Regions from separate parts of the Homo sapiens genome. Here regions 2 and 3 are each linked to region 1. A link is a loop called in an ENCODE intact Hi-C map of the cell type or tissue named here. Cell type or tissue: Panc1. All regions are shown on one strand.

The links. A loop is a pair of places that touch in the nucleus more often than their neighbours do. Peaks named below come from ENCODE experiments on the same cell type or tissue, not always from the same donor. Only the 100,000 strongest peaks of a DNase experiment are listed, where the experiment ranks them.
Region 2: it touches region 1 in a loop (7-fold over the local background); 55 of 110 quality-filtered maps call a loop at or near these places.
Region 3: it touches region 1 in a loop (2.5-fold over the local background); 4 of 110 quality-filtered maps call a loop at or near these places.

What each region holds. Positions count from the first base shown.
Region 1 is chr10:85,543,984-85,551,983 of GRCh38, forward strand. All of the region lies in intron 4 of LOC105378404 (a long non-coding RNA gene), which reads right to left. Among named protein-coding and RNA genes, the nearest start is that of GRID1-AS1, 30 kb to the right of the region's middle. In Panc1, CTCF peaks have their summits at 4,236 (motif pointing right) and 4,439; a DNase peak (open chromatin) is centred at 4,268; H3K27ac peaks cover 3,140 bases.
Region 2 is chr10:86,379,280-86,387,279 of GRCh38, forward strand. No RefSeq gene overlaps it. Among named protein-coding and RNA genes, the nearest start is that of GRID1, 16 kb to the left of the region's middle. In Panc1, no CTCF peak of the experiment used is centred here; no DNase peak of the experiment used is centred here; H3K27me3 peaks cover 2,039 bases.
Region 3 is chr10:86,121,753-86,129,752 of GRCh38, forward strand. The region is part of intron 4 of GRID1 (glutamate ionotropic receptor delta type subunit 1); the gene reads right to left. Among named protein-coding and RNA genes, the nearest start is that of MIR346, 140 kb to the right of the region's middle. In Panc1, no CTCF peak of the experiment used is centred here; no DNase peak of the experiment used is centred here.

The sequences.
Region 1 (8,000 bases):
CTTTTGTTTAAATGGTATATAACTTTACAATTCTACCCAATACTTTGGGTTTTCCTTGCTTGTTGCTGTTTTGCTGTTTTTGTAAAACCCTATACTTGTAAAAATATTAACATCAATAATATTTGTATGTTTTTTCTCCTGTTAATTTGTCTTTTGTCAGCTTAATTTGCATACCCCAACCACTAAACCCAAGAGAGTAGAGGAAAAGGGGAAAGTGTTTATTTTTTTCTCCGCTACAATAGGAAGAATCACGGAGATGATACAATCCTGAAAGAATTTCACAAGGTGGTAGCTTCCTCCCCATTCTTCTCGAGCTGAAAAATTACAAAAACATACCTTTCCTTGCCCCCTTGTGTGAACTGCAAGGATTTGGTTAGAGATCATCATAATTTTCTTTTCTTTTTTTTGAGATGGGGTCTTGCTTTGTTGCCCAAGCTGGAGTGCAATGGCACGATCTCAGCGCACTGCAACCTCTGCCTCCCAGTTTCAAACCATTCTGCTGCCTCAGCCTCCCAAGTAGCTGGGACTACAGGCATGTGCCACCATGCCTGGCTAATTTTTGTATTTTTATTAGAGACGGGGTTTCACCATGTTGTCTGGGCTGGTCCTGAACTACTGACCTCAGGTGATCTGCCCATCTCGGCCTCTCAAATATCATAATTTTCTAATGGATTTCATATTAGTTACCATTTTGCTGACAGACAATACCAGCTAATTTCAGAATTTGGGCTCTAATGGTGAGCAAACCTAGGGAAATCGCACTTCTTGGGAAGATAGTACTGGAGAGTTAAGAAGAGAATCTCTGCCTGTGTCTGGTGTTTTAAACAAGGGAAGTGGCAATCCCAGATGGGGAGGAGAGTGTTCACCAAGGGTCATACTCACTTGATCACGGCAGTGTGTTTTCTGATGCCACCTGGGAGGGCACTGGCAAATGGAAATGTGGAGGGATATATGGGATCTAAACTTTAATCATGAGGGTGAGACAAACACATCTGGTCTCCATTGCCCAAGGAGGAAACAGAATGGATAGAGACAAGAATGCAGGGGCAATGACCCTTCCTGGCTCTCAAAAGCAAGGTATCCGCAGCCAAGCTGTTTCTGGGATAAAAGGAGAGATCAGAACTGAACCACCCCTGGGTTCAAGTGCCTGCTTCCTGTTTATTGCAAGAGTAAACTACAGCAGTTGCTGAGTCACAGACTATTCCGTCACATGGAGATTATTGTTACCTATCTACTGCATTGGTAGAATTTCATAGGAATAAAATGTAATGGGTATGTCAGCCTGGCAAGTGCTCGTCATGGACACACAGACTCATTCTTATGCTCACCTATCCCTGTTTATTCTCCACACATTAGCACAACACCTAATGTAAACTTTTAAAATCATGAACAGATTAATGCAGTTTCCCCATTTCAACCCTTCAATGACTTGCTATCACCCAGAGAACAAATTCACCCTTTTCCCCACAGTCTACATGGTCTGCCCATGGCTGATGTTCCAACCTCATCTTTAGCACCCACCCCCCACCCCCGCTTTGTCTCCTGGGCTTCAGTCCCACTAATGGATCACTGCCACTTCACTTGCCAAGAGTAAGCATAACCAGGGCCTTTGCATGTGCTGTTCCTTCTTACTCAAAGCCCTTCTCCAGATATTTACATGGTTCATTCCCTCAGTTCATTAAGGTCTCTGCTCAAAGGACATGTCTCAGAACATGCTTCCCTGGTTTATCAAAAATAACCATCTTTTATGCTTGATCTCCTTACCCAACTTCAGTCTCCTTCTGAAACATTACATTATATATTTATTTATTCATCTTTTGTCTGTTTTTTGTAACACACCATGGGTTCCAGTCCTCTCTATTCCAATGCCCAAATCAGTGCTGGCACATAGATAATAAATGTAAGTGATCTTTGCCTTCCTGCTTTCATTCCCTATCCTCTCTGAATGAGACTACAGAATCTCATTCAGAATATATGAGAATCAGAGTTGTATTTTTATAACTAAAGGAGTCTTGCTCCCTCTCCTACTATTATAGGCACCACCACCTTCGCCTATGAAACCCACATTAAGAGTGCATTCTCTGTTCACTTCCTCTTCTGTGTCCTTACAGCATGGAGCTTCCTGAGCTCTGCAACCACGTCCTCTGCTAGGGGGAAGCTGGAAGGAATCAATTGCTCCCCGGAACTGCCTGCTTCATCTTCAGATCTCCTGCTGCATCTCTCTAGTAAGTGCCTAAGCGCAGCTGTGTGCTCTGCAGCCAATGGCTGGTATCCTTATAGGCACCTGGAAAGCTTTATGAGCCTTTATGGCACTCGATACATAATAAATAATAATATACTCCAAGATGATCATTCTATGACTGCTGCTATAATGAACCATTCAGGGGGAAGTAATAACCATGAGCAAATAGAAAAGCAAACAAAGAAACAATATGTTTTGCTGGACCTAAAATGAATCTAGGAACACAGAGAGATTCATCAGAAATTGAAATATTTTGTTGACAAAGGCATGGAGATAATAGGTGTGTTTAAATGTGCCTTTTTCTGAACAGCTCCACTGTGGTCTGCCAGCACACTGTTCTCCTGACCTCACACTCATGGAGGTGGCACAGGGGGACAGGGGAAGAGAGGAGACAAGCGTGGTCTCCTCGTCATAGTTTGTGACCTGAAGCCATGAGTCCAGTGAAAGCTAGTTTTTCTCTGACTCCAACAGGCCAGCAGTTGGGCTCTCAGAAATGAACAATAATGAGGTATGTGATCCTTTAACAGAACCTAGTCAATAAATATATCCTATACTACAATAACTCTTTTTTCAGCTCCTGTACTGGTCAGAGGGACTTGAGGTACAGTGTTTTACAGTCCTTGTCCCATTGAAGGAATATTGCTGATGTCTGAATGTTTAATAGCAATAAAACACAAGGTGCCAAAGATCGGATTCTGTTAAAAACTAATGGCTATACTGTATAATTCCATTTATAGAGCAACCTTGAAATGAAAAAGTTACAATAATGGAGAACAGATCAATGGTTACCAGGGGTTAGAATCAGAGGAAGAGTGTGATTATACAGATATAGCAGCATGAGGGAGTTTTTTTGTAGTGCTGGAAGAGTTCTATATCTTGATTGTGGTGGTGTCAACAGAAATTTATACATGTGAAATTCCACAGTACTGCATATCATCATCAACATCACCACCACCAACAAAAGCTGATAAAAGTCAAATAATTCCTATGGTTTAATTAATAGTGTTGTAACACTACCGATTTTCTGGTTTTGAAAATGTTACTCTTGTATATAAGATGTTGTCATTGGGGAAAGCTAGGGAAAGTACACACAGGAACCTCCAGTATTATTTTTGCAACTTCTGTGAGTCTTAAATTAGTTCAAAATAAAAATTTGAAAAAAATGCAAAAAAAAAAAAAAAAAAAAACCCTAATGGATATATTCCAGTTCTGTGTCCTTTGGAGTAACTATGTTTTTGTTGTCTTTCCCATTGCTGTGACTACACAATCAGGAGAGAATATATGGAGGAGATATTTTAGGACAATGAAAAGCAAATAGTAGCAAATGGGTTGGAAAGAAGACCAGAATTCAAAGCATCACCACATGGTGGTGAGTTTATGCATTTTTTCCCTATGTTATCCTCTAGGCTGAATGCAATTCAAACTGAAACCAAGAGGTGGTCATTGGCACAAACAGAGAGGCCTCCAGGAAAAACTCTCCCATTCTGGCTCCAGGAGGTGAGAAAGGAACTCTGAAATCTCAAAAGGAATGTGGAAATCCTCTGTTGTCAATGTTGTGTTGCTGTTGTTTATCCTCCAAGTAATATCACAGCAGTAGTGGCAGAAGCCTCGCTATTCAGTGGGGTTGGGAACCCAGGAGTGTAGAGAGAGCTACCATTGCCTTTTTCCTCATATATCATCCTTCCACTTGACCCCAGACAAAATGTAGTCATGGAAGTGCATGGCAGGGCAGAAAAAATAAAGTCACAACACTTTCTCTGGAGGACCAAAAAGAGGAGTGCTAGGGACCCTTTGGAGTCTGTAAAAAGCCACTGGATATACTTTACCTGAGAGACTGTGAAAAGGGAGGACACCAAGAAGACATCCCCCATAAAGTAGTTTAAGAAATCCTGGGTTCACTTTCAGTCTGCACATGCGTGGATCTGATTCTACTGAGCATATAAAGATTTAGAGGACAGAACTAATAACGAGATCATTGACCAAGTCTCAAATCCACCACAGGGTGGCACACATGTGGGCAAAATCTGAATAGCACTGTGAGGCACTGAGCAGTGAACTGAGATTGAATTCACAGCCCACAGAAGGCAAGTTGAAACTTGTAGTCTGAACTTATTCAGGTTGCCTTGCCACTAAGAGAACCATATCAACATTTGCCATAGAATTTAGATAAGAACCAGAGTACAAAACATAATATTCAAAATATCCAGGAATTAAGCCAAAATTACTTGCCATGGGAAAAAAAAAAACCACAAGAAACTTTCAGTTTGCATGAGAAAAGACAATTAACAGTCACAAATGTCAAGATGACACAGATGTTGGAATTACCTGATAAAGACTGCAGAGCATCTATTATTCGAAGGGCCTGAGAAGCAATAGTAAACACTCTTGAAAAAAATGGAAAAACGGAAGGTCAACAAATAAATAACATATAAAAAGAAGAATCAAATAGAAATTTTAGAACTGAGAAGTATAGTAACCAAAATGTAAAACTCACTGGATGGGCCTATTAGCAAAAACAGAGAGGGAAAAAATGAAGAGAGCCCCAGAGATCTGTGTGACAATAATAAAAGATTAAAATGCATGTCATTGGAATTTTAGAAATAAAGGAGAATCTTCATAAATATAATAGGCTATTTTCCTCTTCTCTAGTTTTTAAAATTTATTACATGTTTGAAGCAAAAATTATAACATTCATCTGATAACGTTTTTAATGTAAGTTGTTGTAATATGAAAACTATAACGTAAAGGAAGGAAGGTAAGGGGACCTATGTGATGTTAAGTTTTCTATATAATGTACTAAAATTCTTAGAAGTTTACAAAAAAAGAAAGTGTATATATTTTAATTATAAGAGCAGCCAGTAATAAACAGATGAAGTAAAAACCATAATAGATCAATTAAAACAGAATAAAAGAAACTTAAATGTCACTCAATGAAAACAAAAAAGGAGAAACAAATGACAAATAGAAGTGACAGAAAGCAGACAATGAAATAGTAGAGTTAAATACAAATCTGTTAATAATAATCTTAAACACAGCAATTAAGAGAAATTTTCAGAATGGATTTTTAAAAATTACTCAACTATACGCTGTCTACAATAAACTCACTTCAAAGATAACAAAATAGGTAAATGAAAAGAAAAAGGATAGACAATTATGTCCCATGCAAACATTAACCCACAAAAGCCTGATTGGCTATACTAATATGAGAAAAGGATAGTTCAGAGCAGAGAAAATTACAGGGAGTCCTTGCATATGAAATAACAATAACAATCCTACATGCATGTGTATTTAACAACAGAGCTTAAATATGCAAAACTGACAGAAATTAAAGGACAAATACAAACATTTGTGATTATATTAGGAGATTTCAATATATCACTTAGTAATATAGAGAACTAGAAGGCAGATAGTCAGCAAGGACATTGAAGAATTGAATAAAACTATCAACCAATTGCATATAATTGATGTTTACAGAACACTACACTCAATGACAGCAGAATACCCATTCTTTTTAAGTCCACATGGTACATTTACCAGGATACTCCATAACCTGAATCATTTAAAAAACTTTATGAAGTTTAAAATAATTAAACTCTACAATGTTCTCAGACTTTCATGGAATTAAACTAGACATCAATAATAGAAAGATGACTGAAAAATCAGCAAACATCTGCATATTACCTACCCCACTTTAAAATAATCTGTGAGTCAAAGAGAAAGTTCCAAGATAAATTAGAAAAAAAATAGAACTTAAAGAAAATAAAAGCACAAATAGATCAAAGATGTTGTGTACAGTTAAGGAAGTGATTAGACTGAAATTCACAGCAATAAATGCATTTATTAATTAGGAAAGAAGAAAGTTCTTAAATCAATATTCTATGCTTCTAACTTAAAAAATAAGAAACAGAGCAAAATAAATTCAAAGCAAGTTTAAAGAAGAAAAGAGTAAAGATAAGAGTAAAGATAAAAGATAAGAGTAAAAAATTTTTTGTTTAATTCAGACAACAAATATTAAGTATCAATGAAAGTAAAAGCTGGTTCTTTGAAATAATAAATGAAATGGATAAATATCAAGATTGTTAAAAAAAGAGAAAATATATAAATTACCAACAGTAAAAATGAAAGAGGTGCTCTCACTAAAAATGACATACATGTAAGAAGAATAGAGAGTGAATAGCCAGCTCAACTCTATGCACTCTCTTCAATAATTTATCTGAAATGATACAATTCCTCAAAAACTGTAAACTACAAATTCAGACAAGATGAAATAGACAAATCTTCTTACATATATTAAATAATTCGAATTTGTAGCTCAAGAGTCTCCTGAAAAAGAAATTCCAATCTCTGATGATTTCCCAGTGTAGTTATATCAAATATTTTAAAAAATAACATCAGGTGTCGAAAATGTCTTTCAAATAATAGAATAAAAATTTTGTCTACATAATTTCATGAAGCCTGCATCACTCTGTACCAAAACTAAAGCAGGACAGTAGAAAAAAATGAAAACTACAGACCAATATCTTGCATTAAAAGATGCAAGAATTGTCAACAAAATATTATTAAATTTAATGAAGCTACATAAAAATCATCATAATGACAATGATAATCCACCATGATCAAATGGAATTCATCCCAGTAAAATATGACTTGGTTCAATGTTCGAATAGCAATCAATGTGATCCATCACATTTAGAGTTCGAAGAAGAAAAAATACATTATCAGATCAATTGATGAAGAAAAATAATTTGACAAAATTGAGCATTCATTTATGATAAAAATTCTTTGCAAACCAGGAACCGAAAGGAACTTCCTCAATTTGATAAAAGGTATCTACAAACAAAATCTACAGCTACTATCATACTTAATAATGAAAGTGTGAATGTTTTCTTCTTCAGATTAGGAAAAACAAGGAATCCTTTCTCACTATCCCTATTCAACATAGTACTGGAACTTTTAGCCAATGCAATAGGCAAGAAACAGAAATTATTTTTTAGAAATAAATTAGACATGAATAAATAAAACTGTCTTTATTCACGGGGACATGCTTGTCTGTATAGAAAATCCCAAAGAACAAAGATCAAAAACAAATAACAGATGTTGGAGAGCATGCAGAGAAAGGGAGTGCTTATACACTGTTGGTGGGAATGTAATTTAGTACAGCCACTTTAGCAAACAGTATGGAGACTCCTCAAAGAACAAAAAATAGAACTACCATTTGATCCAGCCATCTCATCATTAGGTATCTACCCAAAGGAAAAGCAATCATTATATCAAAAAGGTATCTGCACCTATGTTTATTCTAGCACTATTCACAATAGCAAAGATATGGAATCAACTTAAGTATCCATTAAAGGATGATTGGATAAAGAAACTGTTGTATGTATATACAATGGAATACTATTCATCCATAAAAAGAATGAAATTATATCTTTTTGCAGCAATATGAATAGAACTGGAGGCCATTAAGTAAAACAAGTCAGTAACAGAAAGACAAATACCACATGTTCTCACTTCTAACTGGGAGCTAAATAATGCGTACACATGGGCACAGGGTGTGGAATGATAGAAAATTGAGACTTAGAAAAGTGAGGAACTAGGAGGACATGGACAATAAGAAATAACTTAATGGGTACAATATATGTTATTCAGGTGATGGATACACTAAAAGCCCCGACTTCACCACTAATCTATCCATGTAACAAAATTACACTTGTACCCCATAAATGCATACAAGTAAAAAATGTCTAAAATAACAAAG
Region 2 (8,000 bases), 840 kb after region 1:
GTCTCGAACTCCTGAACTCAAGTGATCCACCCACCTCGGCCTTTCAAAGTGCTGGGATTACAGGCGTGCTCCACCATGCCCGGCCTTAATCTATAATCTAAGAAGCAGGATTGCAAACAAGTTACATGAATGAGCCTTCCCCCTTGGTATAATAAATTTAGAGGATTCTGAAATTGTATTTTCTTTTACATGATCGAGCAATTCCACTATGGGTATATATCCAAAAGAATTGAAAACAGGTCCTCAAAGAGATATTTGTACACCCATATTTATAGCAATGTTATTCACAATAGCTAAAGGGTGGAAGAAACCCAGGCGTTCATCAACAAATGATGGATAAACTGTGGTCCATCCATGCAATGGAATATTATTCATCCTTAAAAAGGAAGGACATTTTGACACATGTTCCAACATAGACGAACCTTGAGGACATTATGCTAAATGAAATAAGCGCATCACAAAAAGACAAATACTGGCCAGGCTCAGTGGCTCATGTCTGTATCCCAGCACTTTGGGAGGCCAAGGCAGGTGGATTGTTTGAGCTCAGGAGTTTGAGACCAACCTGGGCAACATGGCAAAACCCCATCTCAACAAAAAATACAAAAAAATTAGCCGAGCGTGGTTACACACACCTGTGGTCCCAGCTTCTCGGGAGGCTGAGACAGGAGGATGGCTTGAGCCTTGAAGGCAGAGATTGCAGTGAGCCAAGATCATACCACTGCACTCTAACCCGGGTAACAGAGTGAGACGTCATCTAAAAAGAAGAAAAGAAAAGACAAATACTGTATGATTCTCTCATAGGAGGTACCTAGAGTAGTCATATTCACAGAGACAGAAAGTAGAATGGTGGTTGCCAGGGTCTGAGGGAAGATGAGAATGGGGAGTTGTTTAATGGGGACAGAGTTTCAGTTTGGGAAGATGAAAAAGTTCAGGAGATGGATGGTGGTGAGGGTTGCACAACAATGTGAATGTACCTAATGCCACTGAACTGTATGCTTAAAAATGGTTAAGATGGTAAATGCTATATTATGTGTATTTTATCACAATTAAAAATAAAAATAATATAAAATCACACAAACCCTTTGCTAGGCCCTCTGTCTGCAGAACAATGGTCAAGTTCCACAGCACTTAGGCTGTAGTGAATTTCTGCAGGACCGGCCCCAGGCAATGCCCCCTGCCCTGAGAGCTGCGCCATCAAAACAACACGGGGCTGTAGCAGGAATGACCGAGGTCGTAGAAGACCCAGGCCCTGACTATGTCTGATTGGTCTGAAGATGGCCACCTACTCCAAACTAGCCAATCAGCACCCTCCTCCAGAATGCTTTAACTAGAATAAAGAGAATCCGGCCCTATAGGTGATGGGTATGTAAGATGTGAAGTCAGGCTAGGTGGGCAGACATGATCCCTGATGGGTGGAAGGAACCAGAGAAGCACAGGCAAGAGGTGGTGGCTGTTCCCCTGCCCTCTCTGCCTTTGCAGTGTGAGTTTCTGCCATGTGTTATGGTCACTGGCAACAAAAAGATTACTGGCTAGAACAGAAGCCCTCCAAAGGGCTCCCAACCCCAAAGTGTAAAACAATTCGGTAACACTAATGAGCCACGCTGTTTCCCACCTCTCAGCCCTTGCTGTTCCCTCTCCTAGGAATGCCTTCTTTCGTGGATGGCCCCCTAGAAATGTATGTGGCTTTTAAGATGAAGTTGAAACTCCATGAACCAGGAAGTCTTTATTACCTACACCCCCAACCCCATGTGGAAGTGACCCATCCTTGGGCCACCTGTGGCTGCAGCACCCACCATCATATATGTCTGTTCTCACACCTGCCTCCCCTTCTAGCTGGAAGAGTCGCAAAAGCTGAGACTCATCTTGTGTTCCCATTACCCAGGAAAGGGTCTAGCACCTAGTGGGTTCTCAATCAATGCTTACTGAATGAAGACGGAGATGCAAAGTAAATATCATCAACCCTCTTTTACAGAGCACACAACTGAGGCTTAATGATGTGGCATCCCAGATCAATCCCCTACAAGCTGTAGGCATCTCCTTGTCTGATCCTACCTCCCAGCCCTCCCCAACTGCTGAAATCCACCCACGTGACTTTAGAACTCCTGGTCAATAGGAAATTCACACCTGGATCCATCATAGTGAAACAGCAGAAAACCAAAGATACAGAGAAAAATTGTAAAAGCAGCTAGAGAAGAAAAAACAGATTTCTTAAACTGACAGCTGACTTCTCAACAACAGTACACACATAACAAGGCGGAAGATAGTGGAGTGGTAGCTTCAATGAGCTGAAAGAATGTTTCTACCCTAGAACTCCACACTAAGGAAAAAAATGTCTTTCAAGAATTAGGATGAAATAAAGATTTTTCAGGCAAACAAAAACTCTGAGAGTTCAATTAGAAGCAGACGTTCACTAAAGGAAATGCTCAAGGAGCTATTTCAGGCAGAAGGAAAGTGATCCCAGATGGAAGGACCTATGCACAGGAAAGAGTGAAAAGCAATGAGCATTTAAATGCATGGGTGAATATAAATGAACACTGTCTAGAACAGTGATGCCTATGGCATACAAAAAAATAAGAACTAAAATATAAGACAATACAGGGATTGTCTGGGGAATATGGCAAAAGTATTCATTAACTGTAAACTTTGGTAAATTAAGTATGCAGATTTTAATTTTGAAGGAAAACACATACACAAAAAAGGAGACAATAACTTTGGATGGAAAAGTGTATGATAAAGTACAGTGAAGTCCAAGAAAATACAGTTGAGCCCAAGAAAGCAAGAAAGAGAAACAGAACAGAAAGCCCAAAATAAAGTGATATTTTAAAAACAAAAATACATTAATAAGTATATTAAATGTAAGAGAATTGAATGCTTTAGTCAAATTGCAAATGTTAGTAAATTGGATTTTTTGTGAAAATCTAGATGTGACAAAAGTCACATTTAGGATATAAAAATAAAGAAATATTGAGAGTAAAAGGAATAAGGATAATGTGCCATGTGAGCATTAACCAAAAAAGAGCTACTGTGGCTATAGCAATATCAGACAAAGTAGACTTTAAGGCAAAAAAGTATTATTAGAGATAAAGAGGATTATTATGTGATGATAAAATATTTCATTTACAAGGGAGACATAAAAATGTTATACTTGTATGCATTTAACAACATAGTCACAAAATATATAAAGTCCAAAATTATATATCTACAAAAAGAAAGACAAATCCAACATCACAGTGAGAGAATTTAGCACAAGTCTCTCAGTATAGACAAGAAAAGCAGTAAAAAGCCGTCACAATTCAGGGAAGAAATAAACCATCTGTAAAATATTATTAACATATTTGATCTAGTGGACACATATAGAATGCTGCACTCAACAAGAGCAGACTACAGTTTCTTTTCAAGCATACATGAACATTTACAAAAAGATAATGTTTAGGCCGGGTGCGGTGGCTCATGCTTTTAATCCCAGCACTTTAGGAGGCCGAGACGGGCGGATTACCTGAGGTCAGGAGTTCAAGACTAGCCTGGCCAATATGGCAAAACCCCATCTCTACTAAAAATACAAAAATTAACCCACCATGATGGTGCATGCCTGTAATCTCAGCTACTTAGGAGGCTGAAGCAAGAAAATCACTTGAATCCAGGAGGCGGAGGTTGCAGTGAGCCAAGATCACACCACTGCACTCCAGCCTGGGCAAAACAGCAAGACTCTATCTCAAAAAAAAAAAAAAGATAATGTTTGATTGAAATAGTATTAAACATGATTTCTTTTTTTTTTCTTTTTTTTTTTTTTTTTTTTTTGGTGAGATGGAGATTTACTTTTGTTGCCCAGGGTGGAGTGTAATGGCACGATCTCAGCTCACCGCATTCTCCGCCTCCAAGGTTCAAGCAATTCTCCTGCCTCAGCCTCCGGAGTAGCTGGGATTACAGGCATGTGTCACCACGCCCGGCTAATTCTGTATTTTTAGTAGAGACAGGGTTTCACCGTGTTGCCTAGGCTGATCTCAAACTCCTGACCTCAGGTGATCCACCCGCCTTGGCCTCCCAAAGTGCTGGGATTACAGGCGTGTGGTGAGCCACTGCACCCGGCCATTAAACATGATTTCTGACAACAATGTAATTAACTTGGTAATTAATATTAAAAATAAAACTAAGAAATACATTCCTAAACAACTCAGTATACAAAAAGAACATGATAAATGAAAATTAGAAAATATTTACAACAGGCCTGTAATCCCAGCACTTTGGGAGGCCGAGGCGGGCAGATCACGAGGTCAGGAGATCGAGACCATCCTGGCTAACACAGTGAAACCCCGTCTCTACTAAAAATACAAAAAAATTAGCCGGGCGAGGTGGCAGGTGCCTGTAGTCCCAGCTACTCGGGAGGCTGAGGCAGGAGAATGGCATGAACCCCAGGAGGCGGAGCTTGCAGTGAGCCGAGATCGCGCCACTGCACTCCAGCCTGGGTGGCAGAGCGAGACTCCGTCTCATAAAAAAAAAAAGAAAGAAAGAAAAAGAAAAAAGAAAATATTTACAACAGAAGAATAACAAAAATGTCACATATCAAAACTCATGCTTCTCTCTAAGTAGCCTTTTATGTATTTGGAAGATTTATAGTCTTGAAGGAAGGCAGAAAATTAATGAAAAAGTGTCCATTTCCGACATTAGAAAAAGAAACGTAAAATAACCCAAAAAGGTAGAATAAAAAAGTCGAGAGTATAAATTAATAAAATATGAAAGATAATACATGCAATAGAGAAATCAAAATAAAATTTAAAAGTCAAAAGTCATTTCTTTGAAACTATTAACAAAGTTAAAAAATCCTGGCAAGACTGATCAAAATGGAAGAGAGAAAAAGAGAAAGAGAGAGAATGAAAATAACTAAGCAAGAGTAAGAAAAAGAAGTTAACCAAGGATCCTACAGACATCAAAAAATAAGAAAATAGTATGAACATATATTTGAAAATTCAAATGAAATGGATAAATTTCTCTCTAAAATACAATTTACCAAAATTTATACCAGAGGAAATGGATAACTTGGGCAGTCTTACAATTATTAAAGAAATGTAAATCCTTGAAGCCCAGATGGTTTCATTGGTGAATTCTACCAAACATTTAAGGAAGAAACAATGTCACTGTTACACAAACTTTTCCATAGACCAGAAAAAGAGGAACCAGGCAGGGCGCGGTGGCTCACGCCTGTAATCCCAGCACTTTGGGAGGCCGAGACGAGCAGATCACCTGAGGTCAGGAGTTGGAGACCAGCCTGACCAACATGGAGAAACCCCATCTCTACTAAAAATACAAAATTAGCCGGGCGTGATGGCACATGCCTGTAATCCCAGCTACTCGGGAGGCTGAGGCAGGAAAATCGCTTGAACCGGGAGGCAGAGGTTGCAGTGAGCCAAGATCGTGCCATTGCACTCCAGCCTGTGCAACAAGAGCGAAACTCCGTCTCAAAAAAAAGAAAAAAAAAAGGAAAAGAAAAAGAGGAACCATCCCAACTTCTTTATGATGCCAGCAGAGCAATATTAAAACCTGACAAAGACATTAGAGAAATGAAAATCACAAGCCACTCACTTTCATGAAAGTAAATGCAAAAATTCTAAATCAAACATTAGCCAACCAAATCAAAAGATATGTAAATAAAATATAAATATATTACAAATATATAATCCATCATGACCAAATTTTATGTATTCTAGTAATGAAAATTGGCTTAACATTTTAAAAAATCAGTGATATTCACCACATTGTAAAGGATTGAAGGAGGAAAAATATTTGAAAACCTGTGGATTCTATGGAACAAAAAAAGGTGCAGTGAGAAGCTTTAAGAAGACCTACATAGATGAAGGGATACACTATAAATAAATATTGGAAGAACAAATATGATACAGATGTCAGTTTAAATCAGAAATTCAAAAGATGTTTTGTGGAACTTGTAAAGTGAGTCTAAAATGTATTGAGAAGTATAAAAAAATAAGATAGCCAAGACACTTTTAAAGAAAAGCAAGATGGGAGAACTTATTCTGCTAGATGTCAAGATCTATTATAAATAGAAATTCAGACAGTGTGGTATTGACTCAAAGATAGAAGATTAGAATGGAACAGAATAGAGAGCCCAGAAAGGACTCTTGCATACACAAACATTTGCTATCTGGCCAAAGTGGTGCTGCAGAGCAGACAGGAATGGACGTTCTTCTTAATAAATGACACTGACATATCCATATGAGGAAAAAGTTAAATTGGATCCCTACTTCACACCATACATTAAATTCCAGGTTGATTAATGACCTAAATAGAAAGAGAAATTCAGAAAGCTTTAGGTGATTAGAAAGTTAGACAGCTCTTATGACCTTGAGGGAGGGGAAAACTTAAACAAGACTTAAAAAGCATTAGCCACAAAGGGGGGAAAAGCTATAAAGAGAGCAAAAACAAAGCCATGATGGGAGAATGTATAAATAAAAAAATAACTCTCCAAAATAAATACTTCTAAACAGAGGGAATATATATCGAACTACAAATCAATATGAAAAAAAGCTACAATCAGGGGAGATGAAAGTTGACTACAAATTCTTTGCTATTCCTCTCATTGAAAGGTGGAATCCAATTCCCCTTTCCTTGAATCTGGGCTGGCCTTAGTGACTTGCTTGACTGAAAAAACACATCTGGGACATTCAACACTAAGTCAGAAGAAGTCCTGCACTTCCACCCAGTGCTTGCAATGCTTGTTCTGGGGCACACCTGAGACTGCCCCACTGTGACGAAGCCATTCCCCAGCTAGCCCTGCCCCTAGCCATTGAGTCATCACAGCTGAGGACAAGTCCTGCTCAAGCTGAAGACCCATGAGCAAAAGAAATTAGTGCTGCTTTTTCCGGTCACAAAATTTTGGGGTGGTTGGCTATGTAGCAGTACGTAATCAGAATAACAACCTAATAGAAAAATGGACAAAACGTTTGAACAGGCACTTTTCAAAAGAAAAAATTCATTTGTGATTAGAGAAATGCAAATTAAAACTAGAATGAGATGCCATTACACATCCATCAAAATATAGGAGTGTAAAATTATGTATCCACTTTGGAAAGAGTTTGGCATCACCTATTCAAGCTGCAGATACACATGCCCTCTGACCCAGCATTTCCACTCTACCCTAGGGAGACTCCTGCACAAGGGCACATGTGACAGACCTATGAACATTCACAGCAGCACTGTTTGTGAAAGGCAGAATCTGCAAACAACCCAAACTTCCATCTTAGTGGAGTAAGTAAATAGATCATTGCAATATGTTTCTACAATGGACCCCTATGCAGCCATGAAAATGAACAAGCTAAAACTATAGAAAACATGAATGCTATTCACAAACATGACATTGAATAAAAGGCAAAACCAATACAAAACAAAAAACAACCGTATTTAGTGGCCTTCTATTCAAATGAATAGAAATAACAACCAAAACAAATTTAGGAATGCACTGAGATAGTAAAAAACTACTTTTTAAATATTATCAGTGTCAGCTGGGCATGGTGGCTTATGCCTGTAATCCCAGCACTTTCAGTGGCTGAAGTGGGAGAATCACTTGCGGCCAGGAGTTTGAGACCAGCCTGGGCAACATGGCAAAACGCCATCTCTACTAAAAATATTAATACAAAAAATTAGCCAGGCATGGTGGCACACACCTGTAATCCCAGCTACTTGGGAGGCTGAAGCAAGAGAATCGCTTGAACTCAGGAGGCACAGGTTGAAGTGAGCCAAGATGGTGCTACTACACTCCAACCTGGGAAACAGAGTGAGACTCTATCTCAAAAATAAAAATAAAATAAAATACTATCAATGTAGCCAGAATGGTGGTTATATCTAGAGCAGAAGGAAAGGATTATGATTGCAGAGCAGCACTGGGAAGATGTGTGAGGTGTTAATCCCCTTAATTTTTTTAACCTGGGTGGTGGTTACATAGTACCTACTTCATTCACAGAATGGCATATTTGTGTTTTATGCACTTTTCA
Region 3 (8,000 bases), 580 kb after region 1:
TTATGATGTAGTCCTGCCACTATCCCTACTTTAGATATAAGAAAACAAAGGTTTGGAGAAGTTTTATAACTTGCCCACAGCCACCAGCCATAAGGGCAGTGCTTGGATTCTAACACCAAACAAACAACTCCAAAGGCTAGATATGCTCTTACCTGCTCTGACATCTCTCCCCTCAAGCCTGCTCCTTACCTTGATTGCTTTAGAAACGTTCCACTGGATACCCCCGGGCCCCAAATACAACCCTGCAGGGCCTCAGTCTCTGTATCTGAGAAATGGGAGCAGTGACAACAGCCTGGCTGTGGACAGAGTGACAGACCTAAGGGCAACCTGTGCCATAGAAGGGAGACAAATGCAGTCATTTACTAACCTACTCCAAGCCAGGCACTTCCCCACACATTACGTCCTTTAAACTTTACCACAGCCTTGGGAGTAAGCAGGCACTAGCTTCTTTATTTTACCAGTAGACACAGGTTCAGAGAGTAAGCAGAGCTGAGTAACTCCCAAAACCCTGCTCTTTCTGCTGGCCCCAACTGTTCCCCGCTCCCTACCCTGAGGACAGGTACCACATGCTGAGCCAGGGACAAGGTCCCTCTGTCTGACCCTGTCGGAGAAGCAGGATCATTCCCTGCACATTCACTTAGAGCAATTAATGAGCCAGGGATGTGCTTGCTTTGCATTTCCAGGGGCTGACGGCCATCCTGGGCATGGCCCCTTATGCGTAGGAAGAAATACCCAACAGCTGGAAGAGGAATGAGCAGCCCTGGAGCTGGAATTCCTGCTCAGCCTCTCCCTGGCACTGGAGCTCCACTGGGTGCCTGGATAACTTATACAACTTCCCTTTACCTATCTTCCTTTGGAAGCTAAAAGTAGCCAGATTTGAAAGGACACTGCCCCTCATAGAAAGAAACAGTCATGATTTTTTAAATTGGTCACTGAATTAAATGTGCAAATAGTGTTCCCCATTTCACAGATAAATTTATTTTTTCCTCACCTTTTAACTGGCCTCTGAAGTCTCCCAGTATGCCTGGACCACAGCTGCTACCTCTGATGGGACTGACCCTGAGGGCCACCCCTGACGTGTGAGCACACATGAGGGAGGGGTGGAGACAAGGGGGGAGCCCAGTTGGAACTGTTGGGCCCCACTTTCTGCAGCTTAGTGCCCTGCCGTGCAGGCCTGGGCAGTGCTCAAGTCCAGAGTCCAGGGACACAGGACTTCAGAGCCATGGCAGCAGAACCAAGGGACCCAAGCATCATTGCAAAGGCTCTGAAAGGTGCCCAGCTTTGAGGATGAACCAGGCAACTGCTTGAGTTTTGAATCAAGTCATGTCATGATTTTGGTTCCGTGCAATGCCAGGCCTGACTACTCCGCCCCAACACTGCCAGTGCCCCGGGGGATCTGGAATGAACGGTGGGGAGGATTGGAGTCTACTGGGTCACAGGAGGAGAAGGGGGACCTACTCAAGACCACCTTGTCCTAAAGGCAAAGCTACAATCCAAACCTAGGGAACAGAGGGCAGAGGGCCATAGCCTGGAACCTACCGGTGATGCTGAGAGTGGAGGGGAAGCAGTTGGGAGCAACAAAGAATGGGATGTGGTGTGGGATGTCCCATATCACTATCTCCCACAATGTCAGTGAGTCCTTTATGGTGGAGGTAGGGGCATCACACAGTTTCAAAGGCCAGTGTGGAAACAGGCAGACAAAGGTGGAACACATGCAAACTCTGCACCCACCCCCACACCCACACATGTCCACACACTGGCATCCCTGATTTGTTTACCTATTGGCACAAGGGCAAACAAATCGCAGCCCTGGGGAGGCGAGGCCCTGCACTGGGCTTGGTAGCAGCCCTGCCTGATTCTCATTAGGTGATGAGCGGAAGGTTTGTGTGGTTGGGGTTTGTTATTGCTGTTGCTTTTGCTGCTTCTCCGAATTCCCTGCTGAAAGAAAGAGGAAAGATGCACTGAAAAGGGGCACGTCCTCTCTCAGCCCTTCCACAAGGAGAGTCCTTGGAGCAGCAAGGCAGGCCCATGTGCACACACATTAATAATGTGCAAAGCTCTTTAGGCTGATTGCTTGCTCCTCACAGGAAGCTGCCACGGTGGCTGCCATGAGGCTGAGCTCACCCCTGCGAACTTGCTCTGTGAGGCACAAAGCAGGAGCCAGCGTGGCTTCCCACACCAAGGGCCCATGCAGGCGGCCTGAGTGCAGGGAGCCCAGAATGAGGCTGCCAGGCAGGGAGCTACCCATCCAGGCCTCGTGGCCCAGGCAAGCAGGGAAACAGAGGGAGCACCTCCCCAGGGTAGCCATTCTCAGCTCCCAGGCTCCCTGTCAGCTGACAACTATAGAGTACAATTCCCTTAGGATTTCTGTGTCCCTGAGCTGCTTCCCATGGAGTCAGAGAGTGGCAGAGACAACACCTTAACCCTGGTCCCTTTCCAGATCATGCTGCTCACCTGCTCACAAACCTCCAGTGACTTCCTATTCAACTGAAACCAAACCCAAAATCTGACAAAGGCCTGAAAGCCCCCAGTGCTTTGATCTTGGACACCTCCCCAATGTCACCTGCCACCACTCTCCCCCTGGCTCACCTGGCACCAGGTACATCCTCCTCCTCAGTGATGCTCCAATGTGCTGAGCTCATTCCAGCCTCAGGACCACATGACATTCCAGATGCCACAATCTCTCTGCAGCAGATCTTGTTTTGGGGGCTCCATCACATCCTTCCAGTCTCTCAATAAACGCCTACTTCTTGGCATCATTGTCCCTAACCACTGCTCTACAGTGGTGCCCCCACGAAACCACTCTCTTCTTACCTTACTGTATTTTTCTTCATGGGGGTTGTCACTACCCACATGACTTTTGGTTTACTCATTTATTTGTTTAGTGTCTGACCACCACCTCCACTAAGATGTCAGCTCTTGAAGACAAGGACCTTGTTTGTCTCAGTCCCTTTATATTCTCAGGGTCTAGAACAGAGCCTAGTCCATATTCACTGCCCAATTAATATCGAATCCATTTCAAGACAGACAAATGAAACCCAGAAAGGCAAGACAGTGCCCTATAGTCATACAGGGAACTGGACAGAGCCAGGGCGGGAGCTTATGGAAACCTTAGTCCCAGGCTCTGGAGAGCCCCTGGGTGTGATATGGGGAACTGGGCAGTTCCCTCCGGGCCTGGCTGATACAGCCAGTGACTTGCTGAGCATCTACTCTGCATAGCCCTTTCAGTGAACTTCAGGGAGCAATCATAAGATGAGGTTGGTCCCTCCCTGCAAGTGAGACATGGTTTTAGAAAAACATGAAAATTGAGGCCACAGCCCAATGCAGTAATGCCTGAGCACTGGCATGGACAGGCTCCCTGGACGTGCTGCACCCACAGCAAGGACTGGAGGAAGACAATCTGGCAGTCGAACATAAAAGCACCATGGCTTCCACGTGACTGCCAATGGGCAAGGCTTTGCCACTCAGGCCCTAAATAGGAAGCTACTTCTCATGCTAACGGTCAGGCAGGCCGAAACCCTCCCCACCTCAGCACAGAGAGTGAACCGGCAGAGTCAGTGTGCCCCAAATGCAGAAAGGAAAAAGCTATAAGACCCACGAACTGAAAGCTGCCAGTCCCAGGATAGTTAACAACCAGCAGCAGCCTTGTGGAGTACTGCTAGGTAGAGCAAACCAATACCAATGATCACCACCCATCTAAAGAGCTGGCCTTCACACAGGAAAGACCAAAAGTGCCTGTAATGGTTAAAGAGCTCAGTTCACATTTAGAGTAGAATTTGAGCAATGGTGGATAAAAAGAACATGAGCTTCTGGCAACTACAGTTGACTCTTGAACAACACAGATTGGAACTGTGAGGCTCCACTTACCTGTGGATTTTTTTCAATCAATGTTTCACTGAATGTGACTGCCTCTCCTTCCTCCCCTTATCCCTCCTCCATCTCTCCCGCCTCGGCCACCCATGAGACAGCAAGACCAACCCTTCCGCCTCTTCCTCAGCCTACTCAACATGAAGATAACAAGGACGAAGACCTCTATGATGAGCCGCTTCCACTTAATGAGTAGTAAATATATTTTCTCTTCCTATGATTTTCTTAATTCCATTTTCTCTACTTTACCGTAAGAATATAGTATATAATACCTATAACATACAAAATTTGTGTTGATCAAATGTTTATGTTATCGGTAAGGCTTCTGGCCAACAGTAAGCTTTAGGAGTTAAGTTTTGGGGGAGTCAAAAGTTATACACAGATTTTTGACTGCATGGGGGGTTGGTTCCCCTAATCTCCACATTGTTCAAGGGTCAACTGCATGAGGGAGACCCCTAAGGCAGGTCACACCCACCAACAAAAGTAAGAAGGATGTTGGAATCACAGAAAACAGGGGTGGTACCTTGAGGAGCCAAGGAAAGAAACAGGAACTCGGCCGGGCGTGGTGGCTCACGCCTGTAATCCCAGCACTTTGGGAGGCCAAGGCGGGTGGATCATGAGGTCGGCAGTTCAAGATCAGCCTGGCCAAGATAGCGAAACCCCGTCTCTACTAAAAATACAAAAAATTAGCCAGGCGTGGTGGCACGCGCCTGTAATCCCAGCTACTCCAGAGGCTGAGGCAGAGAATTGCTTAAACCTGGAGGGGCAGAGGTTGCAGCGAGCTGAGATCGTGCCTCTGCACTCCAGCCTGGGCGACAGAGTGAGACTCCGTCTCAAAAACAAAAAAAAGAAAAAGAAAAGAAATAGGAACTCCTAGGACCACTGTGCTAAGAATGACTGCCTATCCTCAGCAAGAAAGAACTGGGAAAGGAGAACAGGGCTCGCTTCACACTATTCTCATAGTTAATGAGCTTAAGTTGACAGTATATATGCAATAAATCAGACATTACCACTTGGCAGCCTGCAAGCCTTATCAGCCCTGCCACAGGCAGAGTTGGCCAACAAAGAGTTCAGAATTTTTGTAATTAGCTACAAACATTTAAAAACTAAGAGATTTCACAGGAAGTCCAAATTTCTGGCTCCTCTTGAGACACAAGAAATAGTGACCACACCAGGCCTTCTCAGGGGAATCTTGGCAGAGCCTGACAGTCCTCTTCAGAGAAGGATGTTTCCCCCAGGTGCCTGCAGCTGCAATACTCTCAGTTCTTACAGCCCACCTGCTGTCTGCCTTAATATCCCTGCCTGGATGCCATAGGCATTTGGATTTATGACCTGGCTGTCACGCCAAAGGGTGGCTTTAGCCATTCTTCTCTGACCCTTTGATTGTCTTAACAAGCTCCAAGTTACAGAATTATCCAAGAGTAGTTCATGTGGTAGCCTGGATGGGATGGTCCCATTTGATCATTATAGGGCAGAGAGAAGGGGCAGCTATGCGGCCCCCTTCCCACCCTGCTTCGCTAGGCACAGGGCAGTCTCCAACTGAGTAGTCGCTGTTCTTCCTGAGTGTATGTTTTCTCTCTCTAGTGTAGTCTGGCGGTGCTTCAGGGGCAGAGACCATGTCTTTCTCCCCCAAAGCACCCAGTGTAAGAGGTCCAGGGATGGAGCCCATTCTATCTTAGTGGCGTACTGGCCACCGACAGGCTGCTGAGAGATGCCTTCTCATCTGAAGAGTAACTCTGCAGGCAGAAAGCACCCGCGGCTGTCCCTCCTTCTATCAGCCCAGTAACTAGCACTCCTGAGAAGCCACTAGTAGCTGCTCCTGCTCATGTGCTCCAATAACAGCCCAGATGGGAGGTGCCCTGTGAACTCTCACCCTGCTCCTGAAAAAGATCCGAAAGTGCCTAGCCAGCATCTGGAGCCCAGGCAGCACTTAGCCCTCCTCTTCTCCCGCTCTCTCTTGGACTCTAACATCCTCTCCAGCTGAGTGCTGGACCACAAGCTGGTTCTCAACCCCAGCTGGGCTGGCTGGAGATCGTGAGCACTTTGTCACTTTTTCCTAGCCCCTCCTTACCACCCGAGGTGCACCCCACATCTGGCTTTCCTCACTTGGCTCTGTGAGCTATGCTTCCTGACACAGAGTGAGTAGGAGCTATCCTTCTGCCAGGCTGGCCACAGCTCCCCATCTCTGAGCCACTGATACCTCCCAATGTTTGACCCCAACAGCCCCAGATTGGTTCTACAATCTCAGCCAAACACCATCCACAGGCACAATAATGAAACTACGATTTGCAGAGCACCACCCCTGCACCAGGCCCTCTCAAGAGCATTCCCTCATTTAATTCCCATGGCAACCCTCTGGGAAGGTGTTAATACTCCAGCTTATGACCAGTAAATAGCCTCAAAAAGATGGCACTGATAGAAGAGTTGGGCTCTGATTCTGTGTCCATTTGCTCCAAGGACAATGCCCCTTCCTCTGTGCCACCAGCAGCCCCAGCCCTGGAAAGAAAAGCATCATCGTGGCCCCAGCTGAGCATCTGAAAGCCTCAGGTTTCCTCTGTGAGAGGAGAATGGGCAGAATGGGTGTGGGAGGAGAGGGACATCCTTGGGTGCTCTGCCCTGCCTTTTCTTATTTAAATCGAAGTGGTTCAAGTCCTGCATCTCCCTGGGGTAGGAAACCCTCCATCTGCCCTCCCTGTGCCCATGTACCCAGGGCTTCTTGGATGGGGTTGGGGGAATTCATGTGTGCTTTTCCTGTGATGATCTACCTCCCTCCAGTTCTTTTCTCCCCTACCTTCACACTTGTCTCCTACAGCAGCTCCTTTCCCCCAGGCTCCATGACTCGAACTGTGGACCACAACCCTGTACATTGCTTTCCCCCTGACACTGCTCACAGCATACTTTGGTGATAGTGCAGATATGTGAGTAATGCACTGGGGAGAGGGAGAGGCCATACCACGCCCTGCACAGCAGGCAACAGGGAGGTGAAGCATACACACGCCTGGTAACGGCCCACCAACCTTGCCACTTCTCTCCTAGGTCCACCGACCTAGCAGCAGGTCACCAGCCCAATCCCTGATGTCAAGCACTAGCACATCCCAAACTTCAGAATGTTGACCTTGCCCAGGGTCACAGAAGATTTTTTCACTTTTCTCAACGCCCTTCATGCCCATATCTTTACATTTTCTGAGACTCATCGATCTCCCCACTCACACATCAGTCACTGGGCATGTTCTGGGTACCCATACCCATGTCAAGCACTGTGAGAAAGGAAAAAGGAAAGCCTACACCCCAAAATACCCTGTACTTAGAAGAACGTTGTGAATCAAGTATTGACTCCATTGAGCAGATGAGGAACCAGAGCTCAGAAAGCCACATGGTGAGAAAGCGGGGCAAGAAAGGGGCTGGGTCTGCCTGGACTCTGCCCTTCCCTGCCCTGTAGACAGAAAGCCTATATAAAATGTCCTCAGACTCTCGGGTGCCTGGGAGGTTGTAGAAACTGCTCTTCTAGTTGACCATGGAGACACAGAGGCAGCCAATCCATCCCCTCAGGCTCTCTGCAGATGTGTTGGCCGAGAGAGGACTGGGGGTTGTCCCCATCTCCATATGAGCATTCAGAGGTGTCCAGTCCCCCTCCTCATGCTACCTGCTACTCCGTGGCAATGTTCACCTAGTCTGCTCTGTGTCACACTCCAGGAGAAAAATGGGCTCTCCCTTGATCTGTCAATGGCAACAAGCCTCCTCTCCCAACAGCACATAGTAGAAAAAAGCTGGGCTTTGAGTCAGGGTGTTCAGCATTCATAGCCCAGCTCTGTCATTTTTCATCTTTTAGACCATGAGCAAACCCCAAAATCCCCACAGGCTCAAAGCTCCATCCTAGCCCTTCTCTTCCAGCATTGTTGAGAAGATTCGGTGAGTTTCAGGGTCTGAATATGGTGAACTTGATAAATAAAGCCTGTCTTCATCCCTCCCTCTGCTCCACATCCCCCTCTTTACCATGTTCACCCCAAAGTTGAACAATGTTGAAGCAAAGTAAGAGTGAGAAGGCACATGGCCCCAGGTCACCTGCAGAACTGCCACCATCTGCTTCCACCCAGGAAGCTCATCTGCACACTAGGGCCTATGCTAGATGGACA